2 separate regions of the Homo sapiens genome follow, and region 2 is linked to region 1. A link is a contact called in ENCODE Hi-C data. All regions are on one chromosome and are shown on one strand. Each heading gives the region's core, a stretch centred on a gene start or an enhancer-like site at or near the end of the contact. The rest is flanking DNA. Distances are from core to core; before and after follow the strand shown. Region 1 holds the start of IBTK (inhibitor of Bruton tyrosine kinase). Region 2 holds the start of IRAK1BP1 (interleukin 1 receptor associated kinase 1 binding protein 1).

What was found. A loop is a pair of places that touch in the nucleus more often than their neighbours do. Pooled maps may share reads with other maps.
Region 2: a loop to region 1 is called in a pooled map, with 22 times the contacts of the local background. The contact joins the promoter of IRAK1BP1 here to the promoter of IBTK in region 1. A Hi-C loop is called at or near these places in 9 of 50 pooled maps.

What each region holds. Positions count from the first base shown.
Region 1 is chr6:82,241,334-82,248,993 of GRCh38, forward strand. It overlaps IBTK (inhibitor of Bruton tyrosine kinase), which reads right to left and starts at 6,411. Exons shown (of 29, transcript NM_015525.4): 1 at 6,229-6,411. RefSeq lists a silencer at 6,044-6,213.
Region 2 is chr6:78,863,856-78,871,515 of GRCh38, forward strand. IRAK1BP1 (interleukin 1 receptor associated kinase 1 binding protein 1) reads left to right here and starts at 3,696. Exons shown (of 4, transcript NM_001010844.4): 1 at 3,696-4,036. The coding sequence starts at 3,722. It overlaps LOC107986613 (a long non-coding RNA gene), which reads right to left and starts at 3,635. Exons shown (of 2, transcript XR_001744210.2): 1 at 3,533-3,635. RefSeq lists enhancers at 3,591-3,700, 3,731-4,050, 3,883-4,483.

The DNA.
Region 1 (7,660 bases), core at 5,161-7,660:
AAACTGTATCATCACCACCAACACAACAATAACCAACACTCTCATCAGTTACTCCGTTTTTACTAAGTACCCAGGCACTGTGTTAATATTGTTACCTCTGCCTGAAAAGTCCTTCATCACATGAAGAGATGATAATTAAACAAAGGTATTAAAACAACTGGATAGCTATCTTTAAAAAACAACTTTAGATACGGTACTTACTTTATATCTTATACCAATATAAATTCTAGATGGTTCAAAGGCAAACAAAAAAACGAAACTACAAAAGCACTGGATGAAAATACAAAAGACTCTTTTTTTATAATCACAAAGTACAAAACACCTTTCTAAGCAGGATCTGAAATCCGAAAGTCATAAAAGATTAATTCAATAGTTTAAAAATTACATTAAAAAGTTTAAAGACAAAAGGAGAAAAATTTGCCTCAATATATATGGTCTTTTAGATCTTCCTTAATGTGTAGTCTTTGGGAGCAGAGAAAATTGGCTATAAGAAGACTATTTAGAAGGACATACTTGAGTTTACTATATGTATAGGGAAAGCTTCTATGCATCAGAGGGAAGTATGAAATATTCTAAATCTGTATTTTTCCACTCCCACTTCATACCACACCAAAGAGTCAGAAATCTGAGATCTAACTAGTTTTCTGATCTTAACTACTTTGATTTCTCCACCTGGAAACTAGATGATTATAATCTTCTCTATTAGGTTGGTACAAAAGTAGTTGCAGATTTTGCTAGTAAAAGTAATGGCAATGGCCAGGCGCAGTGGCTCATGCCTGTAATCCCAGCACTTTGGGAGGCCGAGGCGGGCAGATCACCTGAGGTTGGGAGTTTGAGACCAGCCTGACCAACCTGGAGAAACCCTATCTCTATTAAAAATACAAAATTAGCCAGGCGTGGTGGCACATGCCTGTAATCTCAGCTACTCGAGAGGCTGAGGCAGGAGAATCGCTTGAACCCAGGAGGCAGAGTTTGTGGTGAACCAAGATCACACCATTGCACTCCAGCCTGGGCAACAAGAGCAAAACTCTGTATCAAAAAAAAAAAAAAATTAATGGCAATTACTTTTAAGAATCCAATCCCAAACCTATACCCCCTAAAACTATATCACCACCACCAACACAACAACCAACCCTCTAAAAGTAATGGCGATTATTTTTAATGGCAAAACCTACAATTACTTTTGTACCAACTTAATAGCTCCAGATCTGTTCTACTAATACATTCTGTAATTTGATATAGTCCTCATAAAAATCATCTCCCCCTTAAAACACTGATTTGAACAACAGCAACAAAAAGAACAAGATAAAACAAATAAAAATGTGTTTGGGGGCCGAGCACGGTGGCTCACGTCTGTAATCCCAGCACTTTGGGAGGCCGGGGTGGGCGGACCATGAGGTCAAAAGATCAAGACAATCCTGGCCAAGATGGTGAAACCCCATCTCTACTAAAAATACAAAAATTAGCTGGCCACACTCCTGTAATCCCAGCTACTTGGGAGGCTGAGGCAGGAGAAATGCTTGAACCCAGGAGGTGGAGGCTGCAGTGAGCCGAGATCCCGCCACCGCACTCCAGTCTGGTGACAAAGCAAGACTCTGTCTCAAAAACAAAACAAAACAAAACAAAAGACGGGCACGGTGGCTCATGCCTGTAAACCCAGCACTTTGGGAGGCCAAGGCAGGCGAATCACGAGGTCAGGAGATCAAGACCATCCTGGCTAACACGGTGAAACCTCGTCTCTACTAAAAATACAAAAAATTAGCCGGGTGTGGTGGCGGGCGCCTGTAGTCCCAGCTACTTGGGAGGCTGAGGCAGGAGAATGGCGTGAACCTGGGAGGCGGAGCTTGCAGTGAGCCGAGATCGTGCCACTGCACTCCAGCCTGGGCGACAGAGAGACTCTGTCTCAAAAAAAAAAAAAAAAAGTGTTTGGTAGCAAAGAGAAAAAAAGGTACCAATCGTCAAGTACTTTAAAAGGTTAAAAATGGAAAGCATGACACAGTAGTTCCCCATTATCCATTTGCTTTCTATGGTTTCTATTACCCACAATCAACCATAGTCCAAAAATATTAAATGAAAATTTTGGAAATAAACAATTTATGTTTTAAATTGCATACTATTCTGAGCAGTATGATGAAATCTCATAGTGTCCCACTCCAAACCACTCCACCTCACCTGAGACATGAATCATACATTTGTCCAGCATTGCCATACTGTACATGCTACCAACTCGATAGTCACTGAGTAGCCCTCTTGGTTAGCAAATTGTAAAAACATAGCATATATAGGGTTCAGTACTCTCTGCAGTTTCAGGCATCCACTGGGGGTTTTAGAATGTGTCCTTGGATAAGTAGGGACTATTTATTGTATGTGGCAAAATAGTTCATCCAGTTAATTTCATTCTTTTAAAGCTCTAAAATCCCACCATGTTTGTATTTTCATTGTATGCATAATACCTGGAAGGAACTACTTACTGGTGAATCACTCAAACCTTACATTAAAGAATTAAGATACAACAGAAAAGAATTCCCTAATTCATTAGTATATATAATGTAAACATTTAAAGGGGGGAAAAAAGAATGTTAAAAAGTCATTCCATACTATCATATAGAGAAAGCGGCACCTACAGAATACTATGAACATAAACATGGAAGCGATTAAGAGCTAGGATTTCTTAGAGTTTTACATACATAGATTCAAATATAGCAATGTCAGCTGTTATCAGTTATATAACTAAAAAATGACATAATCTCTCCAAGTCGTTTCTTCATCTGAAAATAGAAACAATCCATGGACTTCACATGGTTACTATAATGATAAATGAAACTACCTAACATGGTACCTGGCACTAAATATGCATTCGACAAATAATAGTTTTCATTACTATTGTTTCTTCAGTCATAAAAAGGTAATACATTTTAACTCCAAAATTCATGTTTGAGCTTCATTATCACTTGTTACCACTTCTCCAAAGAAATCATTATTGCTAAAGTTACTAATGACTTCCAAATTACCAAACACTTTTAGATATTTTCAATTCTTACTTGCCTTCCCTGCTTTTATGTCTTTAAAACCTCATTCCCTTAAGGAGTCTAAAAGAGATCCAGGAAGGGCAGGAAGTCGCAGAAACATTTAAGCATGGGCTCTCTCTCTTAACCACTTCTTCCTAGGGCATTATCGCTTCCCCTGTCCTTCAAACTGGGCTTCTCTGAAATAATCCTCAGTCCTCTACTTCATATTGTTCCTGATAGTTTCAATCCTTTTCATGCTTTTAACTCTACCGTACACATGATTATAAATCCCCAAATCTGTCTCTTGCTCACATATTTGCCCTAAACTCCAGGCCCATATTTCCAATGCCTATTGTACTTCTTATCTATGCATTCAAAAACTGCTTAAAGAAGGGGAAGAAAGCAAAGGAAATAAGCATTTAAAGACCTAATACATACGGAATGCTTTACATCAGACCAGTCAAGTAAACCACCTAAATCATACCACCAAGAAAAGAGGGAGTCAGACTTCAAATACAGATCTGTTTAATGATGAGGTCCGTGCTATTTCTGCTACGTTACACTGTCTTCTTCAGCGCATCCATAGTAGGTCACAAGGCATTGGGAATACAAAAATAATTAGGACCTAAATATTTTAGATAAAATAAAATACAGGTTCATGGATAATACTCAGGTGGATGCATAGCTAGTTTAACATATGTACTAACTGAACAAAACTTATGATCTATTACACAGTTCCTATTATCAAAGGGTCACAGTTTGGTAGAAGAGAGTAATTTTATTTAGGCAAGTAACTAAAACATATCATAATTATAAACCTATGGTCAAGATAAAACAAGTGACACATAGGAACGGGGAGTGCAGAAGAGGGGTCCAGGTAAGACTTTCTACAGGAGATAAACTATGTATAAACTAAGACTTAAAAGATGAGTACTGGCCAGGCACAGTGGCTCATGCCTGTAGTCCCAACACTTTGTTAGGCTGAGGCAGGCAAATCACTTGAGCCCAGGACTTTGAAATCAGCCTGGGCAACATGGTGAAAGCCATCGCTACAAAAAAAAATACAAAAATTAGGCGTAGTGGCACATCCCTGTAGTCCCAACTACTCTGGAGGCTGAGGTGGGAGGATCACTTAAAACTGGTCAGTCAAGGCTGCAGAGAGCCAAGATCATGCAACTGCACTCCAGCCTGAGCGACTGAGCGAGACTCCTTCTAAAAAAAAAAAGAGTACCATATGTGTTGGCCTGATAAATTCTGGGTGAGAGCACATTTGAAGCAGAAGGGATAGTAAATATAAAAGAACTAGAATCATCTTGGTCCATTCCAAAATTTCTAAATAATTCAGAAGACAGAAAGAAGTGAGGCCTAACATACACACAAGGATAGACAGGATTTTGAACAGCCTTATGTGCCTTTTCTTAGAGATTTAAAAAAAAAAGGGCAGGCAATCCAAAGACATACTTAGGATCTTGAATTGACAAGATGTGGTGGTAATTCCCAGGTTTCTGGCTTGGAGAACAGATAGGGAAACTAGAAAGAAGAGTAAGGGGTCAATACTTTGGAAGTGAGTAAAGCAAAACAAAATTAAACAACGGAAAAAACACACAAAAATTATAGGTGAAATTTTGTTTTATACATTATACACAGTGCTCTACATAAATATAATCCTTATTATTGCCCCTGTAAATATGATCACTTTCATTTTCTGATGAGGAGATTCATGTGAAAGTTTAAAAAGCCTACCTAAAATAATACCGACAGAAAAGTGCTCTTGATCCCACCTATTCTATGCTACCAAACTGCTCTCCCAAAAGGCAGTTAGAAAAATTTCAATGCAAGTAGTATAGTGTAGTAGAAAAAAGTACCATGGAATTCAATTCAAAATAATTGAATTCAAAAGCAGTTTGGTAGGGCAGCTGGAGACTCAAGCGATTCTGCCTCAGCCTCCCGAGTAGCTGGGATTACAGGCACACATCACCATGCCTGGCTGATTTTTTTGTATTTTTGGTAGAGACGGGGTTTCACCAAGTTGGCCTCGAACTCCTGACCTCAAGTGATCCGCCCACCTTGGCCTCCCAGACTGCTGGGATTACAGGCATCTTTTTTTTTTTTTTTTTTTTTGAGATGGTGCCACACTCAGTCGCCCAGGATGGAGTGCAGCGGCGCGATCTCGGCTCACTGCAACCTCCACCTCCCGGGTTCAAGCAATTCTCAGCCTCCCCAGTAGCTGGGATTACAGGCGTGAGCCACCGCGCCCGGCCTAAAAAATTTCTTGAAGTAAACTCTGGTTTGACTAAAGCTTCTGCAAATATTTGCAAATGTAATTATTTTTAGAAACCAGTTTTGTCCTCATCTACCTTGCCTCAATTTCTAAAACAAATAAAAGTTAAGGAATTCAAAATACAAAAAGAGAAATGATCAAGAGGGGGCTGGCAAGCCTGTGAATTTACACCACTTTATGGGCACTGAAACACTACTACTCATAAAAGTCATATCCTTTCAGTATTTCTGATAAATTTCAAATGGCCTACTTCGAGGCATAAGTTAAAAGGTGCTACATGAATCTCTGGCTAACACAGTCAAGTTTTATGAACTACGTTGGAAAACAGGAGTCAAGGACGGCCTATGTTACCTAATTCGCAGCTGAACTAAAACTCTTTGAGCCAGACAGCTCTGCCTGTTACAAAAACAAAGGGCCTGTCTTCTCTGTCTCTCTCAACCCTCCACCCTCCAAAAAGAATCAGTTCCTTTTTACATAGCAATCAATGTCCACTTATCAGATTTCACGACCTGCTTCCCCAGAGTCAGTATCCCCAGGGTGGACTCAAACTTGTGACTCCAGGAAGGGGATAAGGAACATGAGCGCCCACAGGAATGGCTTCAAATCCAAGACTCGAAGGAAAGTGACACTACATAACTATCACAACTAGGAATGCAATGTCGCTGGAGGGCGTGTCCAGCAGGACGGGAGCGTAGCGCATCGCCGGGACAGGCCATTCATTAGCTGAGGGGGGCGGTAGGGACCCTGGCCACTCGGCCCTCTCCGCGCCGCCTCGCGCGAAGCCCGGCAGCCTCGGGGCCACAGAGTCCCCTCCCCACGGTCCCCCCGCGCCGCCGTCCGCAGCCACCCGCACCCTCCAGAAGGCGAATACTCTCCCCCTGCCCCCGGGCTGAAGGGAAGCCGCACCGCACGGTCGGGCAGCGCCAAGCCCTCCCTCACCAGTCGCTAGATGAAACTGCGCCGGTGGATTCCGCAGGGTCCACATAGAGCCACAAAGGGACTCATCCTCAGTGAAGGCAATAAGAGAAACCGAACGGCGCCAGAGGGGCCAGTCCCCAGACCCGGGTCAGTTCGGCAGGCGGCTGCAATACAGCCGCTACTACAGGAATCGGGAACGGGGATGTAGAGGAAGGGCCCGAGCGGGCGGTTCCCAGTAATAAGGCGGGCGCTGGTTGGCTGGGGCTCCTGTATGTCTCTTGATGATTGGCTGGTGCCTGCCCAGAAGGTTTCGCGTGGCAGCACCTCTGCCATGGCCTTTTCCCTGGCGCCCCAAAGGAACTTGACCTCGCCGGCCTTGGGGCCGCTGACTCAGGCCAGGGGCGGGGAAAAGAAAAAGGCCGCAGCGGGGAACTCTAGGCCAACAACGGTGATGGGAGTGTCCCTTTCAGGCCAGCCATCTCGTAGTTAGAAACGTCTCTCTAGGTAGCTGGAGACTCGCGGGGGAGGCTAAACCCGAGTGGAGAAGGAGACCTGGCAGGATGCCTTGGACACCCGGTCGCTACGCAGCAGAAGCCAAGTGCATAGGCGTCCTGCACAGAAGAGTTTCCTCCCATGGCCTTAGCAGTGGGGTTACTGCAAAGCCAAAGGTGTAGTCTCCGTAAACCCAGCCTCACCCCTCTCTGGATCTCCATACACCCGGATTATCTGGCAGTCACTCCCTTGGTCAGAAGGCGTCACTGCCCTCTTAGATCACCACCGTAGGACTAGCTGCCGACCCGGGTCACGCCACTCACTGCCTGACACCAGGCTTACACTAGGCTTTTTCCACTTGAACTCTGAATCTAAAGGCCATTTAGAAAGTGGTCAAGTGAAAAATGCTAGGAGGGACAGTAGCCAATAATCAATACTAGGTTACTGAATGGGAAACACACTGCTGCTGAATGCCTAATACGGTAAGCACTCAGTAAATGATTGTTCAAGGAGGTGTAGTGTGACTCAAAACAAACGACACTAAGAATCATGAGTTGGCTGTACAGCTCTGCCACGTTGAGTTTTACAAGCCACTGAGTCGACCTCATCTAATCTCTAAAAGAAAGGAGTTGCGCATGTCTTAATGCCCACTGAGCTCTGCTTGCTCTCTTTTGAAGCCTTTTTTGTGGGAGGGTAGGTTACTAGCCCAAAGCCACACAGCTGCTTAGCGAAAGAGAAAGGGAGACTAGGACCCAGCCCTCCTACTGCCCTTCCCAGCACATAATTGTTTCTTTGCTCTTTATTCTTAATGTCCTTCTACAAAACAAAAACCAGTTTGTAATGTCAAAATTGAGTGGTTTTGAAAATAAGCTTAAGTTGGCCGGGCGCGGTGGCTCACGCCTGTAATCCCAGCAATGTGGGAGGCCGAGGCGGGCGGATCACGAGGTCAGGAGATCGAGAC
Region 2 (7,660 bases), core at 2,446-4,945, 3.4 Mb before region 1:
GAGCTTTTATGGCAAGATTATGGATAGGCTGGCTTGGTATGCAGGTGCCAGTAAAAAATGAGAAGCAGCTGTGGAACAACGTCACTTGTAAAATCTCTGAATAACAGTGGAGAAGGAAAATTTCCCCAAAAGGTGAAGCTTTGAGCAGTGCACCTACAGATCCACTTTGTGTGAAGTTCTATAAATTCCTTCAGGCTGACAGGTATAAAAGTCAGCTTTAAATTCTCCTTCTCATTTATTCTTATCAGTCTTGGTTTTAAGATAACATAAAACTTGGTCAAGCTACTTATGCAAAAAAAAGGGGGAGGGGAATTTTTATAAGGATACAGGAATATTTTAGAGAACTCCAGGGCAGGAATGAAACCAGGCCTAAGAAAAAATTCTTAAAAAAGAGACTGGAATTGCATCTGGACTATTTTTCCATCTCACCTCTGATCCTCTTGGAAAGTATCATTTTCTCTTTCTCTCTCTTTCTCCCCACCCCATCTCTACACTTTTTCTATTTCTCTAATAGAAAAATGGCCAATCTATATCTCCCAAGGTTTTACATAAATATATATATGAGTGTATGTCACAGCCCTGTCACCTAAGAGACTAAATTTTTAAAATTTGGTGTAAATATAGATTCTCATGTGAAAAATTCCAACGGGTTCAACTGGAATTAGGTACCTATTCTTAGTACAATCAACTTGGTAGAGTCACCTTATTCAAAACAGTTGCTAGGGGCTCAGCCTTGACTCTGAGAGAGAACTGGGCTACTATGAGCTGAACAAATAGCTCTATGCTCTTCATTCATTCTCCCAATCATTCCAGCTGAAAACTTCATAAGTCAGTTTAGGCTTATCCTTCTCTTTCATATACTATTAATTTATAGTTCTGTCACAAAGAATTAATTCATTCTTCTTTCAAAATCCAGTATTATCTATTCCTTCTCCATTCTCACGGGCTTTGTTATTTGCCAAAATGATAGTTCAAAAACAGACATTACACTGTAGTTAAATTTGCATTTCTTAAACTACTGGTGAGGATAAACTATTTTTTTTTTCATCCTATAGACTACTAACATTTCTGCTTTCTTGGTCTGTATTGTGGACTTGTGTTCCCCAAAATTCGTATGTTGGAGTGCTCTTCAATGTGACTGTGTTTGGAACAGGGCTTTTAAGAAGGTAATTAAGGTTAAATGGAAGTCACAAAGGTGAGGCTCTATGAAGAGACATCGGGGTAATGTGCACAGAGGCAAGGCTATGTGAGGATGCTGCAAGAAAGTAGCCGTCTGCAAGCCAACCAGAAAGGCCTTGGGGGAAACCAAAACTGCTGACACCTTAATCTTGGACTTCTAGGCCCCAGAACTGTGAGAAAATAAATTTGTGCTGTTTAAGCTCCAAAGTCTTTGAAGCCGAAAGACTTTTGTTATGGCAATAGCAATCTAATACAGTTTGCCTCAGTGTTCATTATTTTTCTTTTGACACGTTTGTTTCTTCTAGCAACAGTTCTCTAAGCATTAAGACTCTTAGCCCTTTATACATAATAAACATTAACAAACATTTTTCCCCATTTATTTGCCCCCCCACCTTTGTTTTTATTTTGCTTTATATAACTGATTTTTTTTAGTATAGTCCAATTTTTCAAACTTTTCCTTCATGGTTGCTGCACATGAAATTATGATTAAGGCCAGCCTTCCCATCCCCCAGAATATTTATATTTACATATAGGTTCTTCCAATTATTTTTCTTTTTGGTCTCATCTGAATTATTTTCAATGTATGATATAAGATACAAATTCTTTAAAAATATAGCTTACAATGGGCCAGGCACCGTGGCTCATGCCTGTAATCCCAGCACTTCGGGAGGCCGAGGTGGACGGATCACGAGGTCAGGAGATCGAGACCATCCTGGCTAACACGGTGAAACCCCATCTCTACTAAAAATACAAAAAAATTAGCCGGGCGTGGTGGCGGGCACATGTAGTCCCAGCTACTCGGGAGCTGAGGCAGGAGAATGGCGTGAACCCGGGAGGCGGAGCTTGCAGTGAGCCCAGATCGCACCACTGCACTCCAGCCAGAATGACAGAGCGAGACTCCGCCTCAAAAAAAAAAAAATATATATATATATAAAATATACTATAGCTATATAGCTATAGTATATTATATATATAGCTTACAATTATCCCTGTACCATGTAATCATTTTCCACTGATATGAAATCTTTTATCGTATACTAAATACTTACACTTTAACTCCTGTTGCTTTTTGTTTATGACATTCACTCATTCAATAATTTATTTTGGAGGCTATATTCTTCCGCATTTATCGTAAGGGAAAAAGAATTTTTCACCAAGTTTAAGAAACATTATTTTGGGTGTCTTAAATAATAAAAGACTATGACGGAAAGTTCTTAACGTTAGTTTTTAAATTAAAATTGTTTTCAGCTAACAATAAACAAGATGGATATACACAAAATTATGTTAATCTAGTGATGAGCCTAATTAAAGGAGGGGGGTACCATTGATTTAGTTGAATTATACTAATCGAAAAGAACAGAAAAAACGATGGTGAAGAAACTACAAGAGGACTGTCAGCTTTTCAGGGTCCTTTTAAAAGAACAGTTCTTGTCCTTCTAGAACTAGTTATTCAAAATTCTTTTTTCCCCCCTCGATTCTCTTGATAAAATTCAGATAGTAAAGACGTATAAGTCAGTGGGGCTATTTTTACAAAGATCATTGCTTAGTGCTAGGAAGAGAATCCAGAAGACGGGAAGTTGAGGGTTGTGTTCTAAAAGTTCTCTGAAGAAAAGGGTACAGAGAAGCTCCAAGTTGTGCAGGCCCAGCAAACTCCATGTTGGACGTGCTTTGCTACCACCTAAATCTCTTCTGTCGGAATTCAAGGCCCGAACCATTCCAGGGATTTTAGAAAAAAATGGGGAGACACAAAAATGATGCCAAAGCCATAGCTATCATTACAAACATCCATTATGTTCACTCTGCTTTCCATATGCAACGCACTCTACATACAATGGGCGCCTTATAAGCACATAGCAAATGTGAAAAATATTATCAACATTGCTTTGATAATATTAATATATTATATATATTAGAATATATTATATATTAGAATATATTATATATATTAGAATATATTATATATTACTAATATAAAAAATATTATCAACCCTGCTTTAGAGAAGATGATACTGAGATATGAAGAATCATAAACTGTCCAAGATCACAGGGGCAAAAAGTTCACCTCAACTGAAACCTCTCACGAACCACAAAAATGTGGCCGAGGGAGCCTCAAAAAGCAGTACCCCAAGCGGGGACGGTAAAGTCAGAAAAGACAAGGCTGGGGGTAATCACAGAGAAATCTAAAAACCCGCTCGGCCTCGCTACTCTTCTCCTTCCTCTGAGGTGCAGAGGCGCGGTGGGACGACAAGGAGTTGCGAGAAAGGGCAGAGCTCACTGAGGAGGCAACAGAGAAAGTCCGCTAACAATTTTTGAAGGCCGTAAGTTAAACATGTTAAAAACTGTAGCTACTCACTCAGCCGACATCTAGTAAAAAAGATGCGGCAAGATCAACAAGGCATATAGCTTGCGCCCGCCAGAAGTTCCGCGGCCTCCACACCCATCCCGGCATACTTTGCGCCGTGCACAGGCAAGCCCTGGTGCGCATTGGCCCCTTCGGCCGCCGTCGGCCGGTAGTTACTATGGAAACCCAGCTGCCATCGCTATGTCTCTGCAAAAGACCCCTCCGACCCGAGTGTTCGTGGAACTGGTTCCCTGGGCTGACCGGAGCCGGGAGAACAACCTGGCCTCAGGGAGAGAGACGCTACCGGGCTTACGCCACCCCCTCTCCTCAACACAAGCCCAAACTGCTACCCGCGAGGTGCAAGTAAGCGGCACCTCAGAAGTGTCTGCGGGCCCTGACCGGGCGCAGGTGGTGGTGCGAGTGAGCAGCACCAAGGAGGCGGCAGCCGAGGCCAAAAAGAGCGTTTGTCGCCGTCTAGATTACATCACGCAGAGCCTCCAGCAGCAGGGCGTGCAGGTGAGATCTCCGCGGGGGAGGAAATAAGAGCCGGAAGACACAAAAGGGTTGGCAGATGGTCGGGCCCCACAGGCCCCCCTAGCGGGAAGGGAGATGTGGAGGGTCTGGAGCGTTTAGGACGCGTTTGTTGCAAAGGTACTCCGGGACGCCAGGACCTGGCAGAGTGAATATTTGACCCATTCTTCTCCTAGACGAAGGTAATTATTGGCCTCAGGCAAATTAAAAATAAAAGAATGCAAATTGGGTAGGTTTTTATCTGGGGATATTTGCTTCAGTGATTTTGTTTTTAAATTTAAAGTGATGAAATGTTAAAACTTGAAATGTTAGTTGTAAATACTTGCCCACGTGGAGTGCTGGACACTAAATATTTTGTTTTGTTTTGTTTTTATTCCGCACCATGGAATTGGCAAGTGAAGAGCACGACCTGCTTCCTTCCGATCATGTAAAACTTTGCATGGAATGGTTCTTGAGTATGTTCCGCAAACAGTAACGTTGGGAAGTGGGGAAGAAGTTGCGTCCATTTTCATTTTATAATGATTTTCATTTTATAGTGATTCCCCCAAAATTTCTTCGGCCTTCTTAGGTTTAACTTAAAAGAAAAAATCAAGCCAGTATTGTGGATACCACATATACGAAATACTTCTACTTACTTAACGGAGATGTCCATGAGACAAATCACTAAACAAATCTTACCTTAAGCCTACTCCTAAGGCAAGAAAAAAAATGAAGCCATCATTTAATCCACACAATAGCACTGTTAGGCATGTTTTAATATCCCTGTTTTCCAAATTTAAAGAGGTTAAACAATGCTCTGAACTTTAGGTAGAGCAATATTTGAACTCATGTATTCCTGAAACCAGAATGTAAGTTGCTTCCAATTCTGCCGATAATTAGAATGAAAGAAAATTAGAAATCATAGGGATCAACGATTTCAGTTTTCTCATTTTATAGAGTAGGACCCCAAAGGCCAGAGATGTAACTTATCCAGGATGACATTGAGTTGGTAAAAGTGCAGGCATTGTTACTTCCAGTCTATTGCAAGAAATTCCATACCCCGAAAAAGCAAGTCCTTATTTTTAACAAGAAAAGATATTTGAATTGCATTTATAATACAAACATACAAGTTATTACAAAGTCATTTGGACAAGATTTCTTCAAATGATTTTACAATTTAGAAAAATACAGATAATTATAAATAATGTGAGTAAAGTGGGTTTAATATGTAGAAAAATAGTTTTAAAAAACTGCTACTAGTGCTGTAGTCGTTTGAATAATGTTAACAAGTTTTTAAGTTATTTACATAAAATAAAAAGAGCTCACAGGTCTCTAATATATAAAACAACATAAGCTGGGCATGGTGGCTCATGCCTGTAATGCCAACACTTTGGGAGGCCAAGGCAGGTGGATCACTTGAGGCCAGGAGTTCGAGACCAGCCTGGCCAACATGGCAAAACCCAATCTCTAGTAAAAATACAAAAATTAGGTGGGCATGGTGGCACAGTCCTGTAATCCCAGCTACTAGGGTGACTGAGGCAGGAAAATCTCTTGAATCCGGGAGGCGAAGGTTTCAGTGAGCCGAGATGGTGCCACTGCACTCCAGCTTGGGTGACAGAGACTCTGTCTCAAATAAGTAGTAAGTAAATAAATTAACTAAGTCCAACTTAGAGTAATCAAGATTCAGTGTTCAAGGCAAGACATAAGAAAGACAGTAACCTCCCAATTATCTCTGCTAATGGATGAAAGCAGTCAGGTAGATAATTTGTTCAGGAGATAATACAAAATATCATTTATATTTTCAGAATGAATTATGGGTCTTCACAAAGTCTGTATTCATTTTAAACTTTAGAATTCTGAGCTGTAAGATTTATAAACATCACTTCCCTGCTTAAAGGGCTCCTCATAATCCAAACTCCTTTGCTTAAAAGATGGAGCCTGAGCCGGGCGTGGTGGCTCACGCCTGTAATCCCATCACTTTGGGAGGCCGAGGAGGGCAGATCACCTGAGGTGAGGAGTTCAAGACCAGCCTGACCAACATGGTGAAATCTCGTCTCTACTAAAAATACCAAAATTAGCCAAGCATGGTGGTGCATGCCTGTAATCCCAGTTACTTGTGAGGCTGAGGCAGGAGAATTGCTTGAACCCAGGAGGCGGAGGTTGCAGTCAGCTGAGTTCGTGCCATTGCACTCCAGCCTGGGCAACAAGAGTGAAACTCCGTCCCAAAAAAAAAAAAAAAAAAAAAAAAAAAAAAAGATGGAGCCTGACTATCCTCATCTCCTATCATATCTTCCTCCCCTCTATTGTATTTTTCTTTAAGAATTAGCCCAAGTCTGAGCTATGGAAGTGAGACACTGTCTCAAAAAAAAAAAGAAAAGAAAAGAATCAGCCCAAATTCACCTTCTTGGCATTCCTTTCCTAATATAACACTAATCCCTGCCATGCAACACTTCACTCCCTATACTTGTAATAAAAACTTATCCTGTATCATAATTCTTAATTTACTTGTTTCTCCTCCATATTCTAAACTTCTCCAGAGCCAAGACCATTTGTTCTTTTTTTGCCTGTATGAGTTATGGTCCATACACTTCACATAATGTGTACTCAGAAAATGCCTTCTGAATGAATAATAGAAAAAAAATGAAACAATAAGTGAACAAATTATTCAGCTATGGTATAGATCATAGATTTATGAACTTGTGTGAAGGTATAATCCTTACTTCTAGCGTGGTTTTCATTGAAAAGTGTTTTAAAGTTCTAAGCAATATTTACTCATTCAACCAACAAACATTAAGCCTTTCTTTTCATTGTTCATTTTTGTTTTTGGTTTTTGTTTTTTTTTGAGATGGAGTTTCGCTTTTGTCGCCCAGGCTGGAGTACAATGGAGGCAGTCTAGGCTCACTGCAACCTCCGCCTCCCAGGTTCAAGCAATTCTCCTGCCTCAGCCTCCCAAGTAGCTGGGATTACAGGCGCCTGCCACCACGCCTGGTAATTTTTGTATGTTTAGTAGAGATGGGGTTTCACTGTGTTGGCCAGGCTGGTCTCGAACTCCTGACTGATCCCCCACCTCAACCTCCCAAAATGCTGGGATTACAGGCGTGAGCCACTGCGCCTGGCCCATTGTTCATTTTTAAACAATACTTTATATTGTCTTAGTTTGTTTGGTCTGCTGTAATGAAAAACCATAGCCTGGGTAGCTTATAAACAACAGAAATGTGTATCTTACAGTTCTGGAATCTGGGCATCCAAGATCAAGGAGCCAGTAGATTTGGTATATAGTGAATGCTACCAAGAATTACCCTGATATCTCTGCTTCCCCTTTATTTTCTTCTCTCTCCAACTGTAGGCATAAAATGACCTCACAATGTCTGGTCCTCCCTCACAAAAGTGTTTCGGTCACTCAGGATGCATATCTAAGTTCTAGTGCAAGAGAGGACTAGGAGTAAATGCTGAAGGGAGTGTTTAACCCCTTTAACCCATTGCAGTATGAGCAAGACTACTGTAAGATTCCTTTAACACAGTGCAACCAAAAGACAGACACCTTTTCTCCTTTTTGCTTCACAACAGACCACCTCAGCCACCATGACACCCAGTAGGAGGTATTCCACAGGAACAGCAGACGAGAACTTA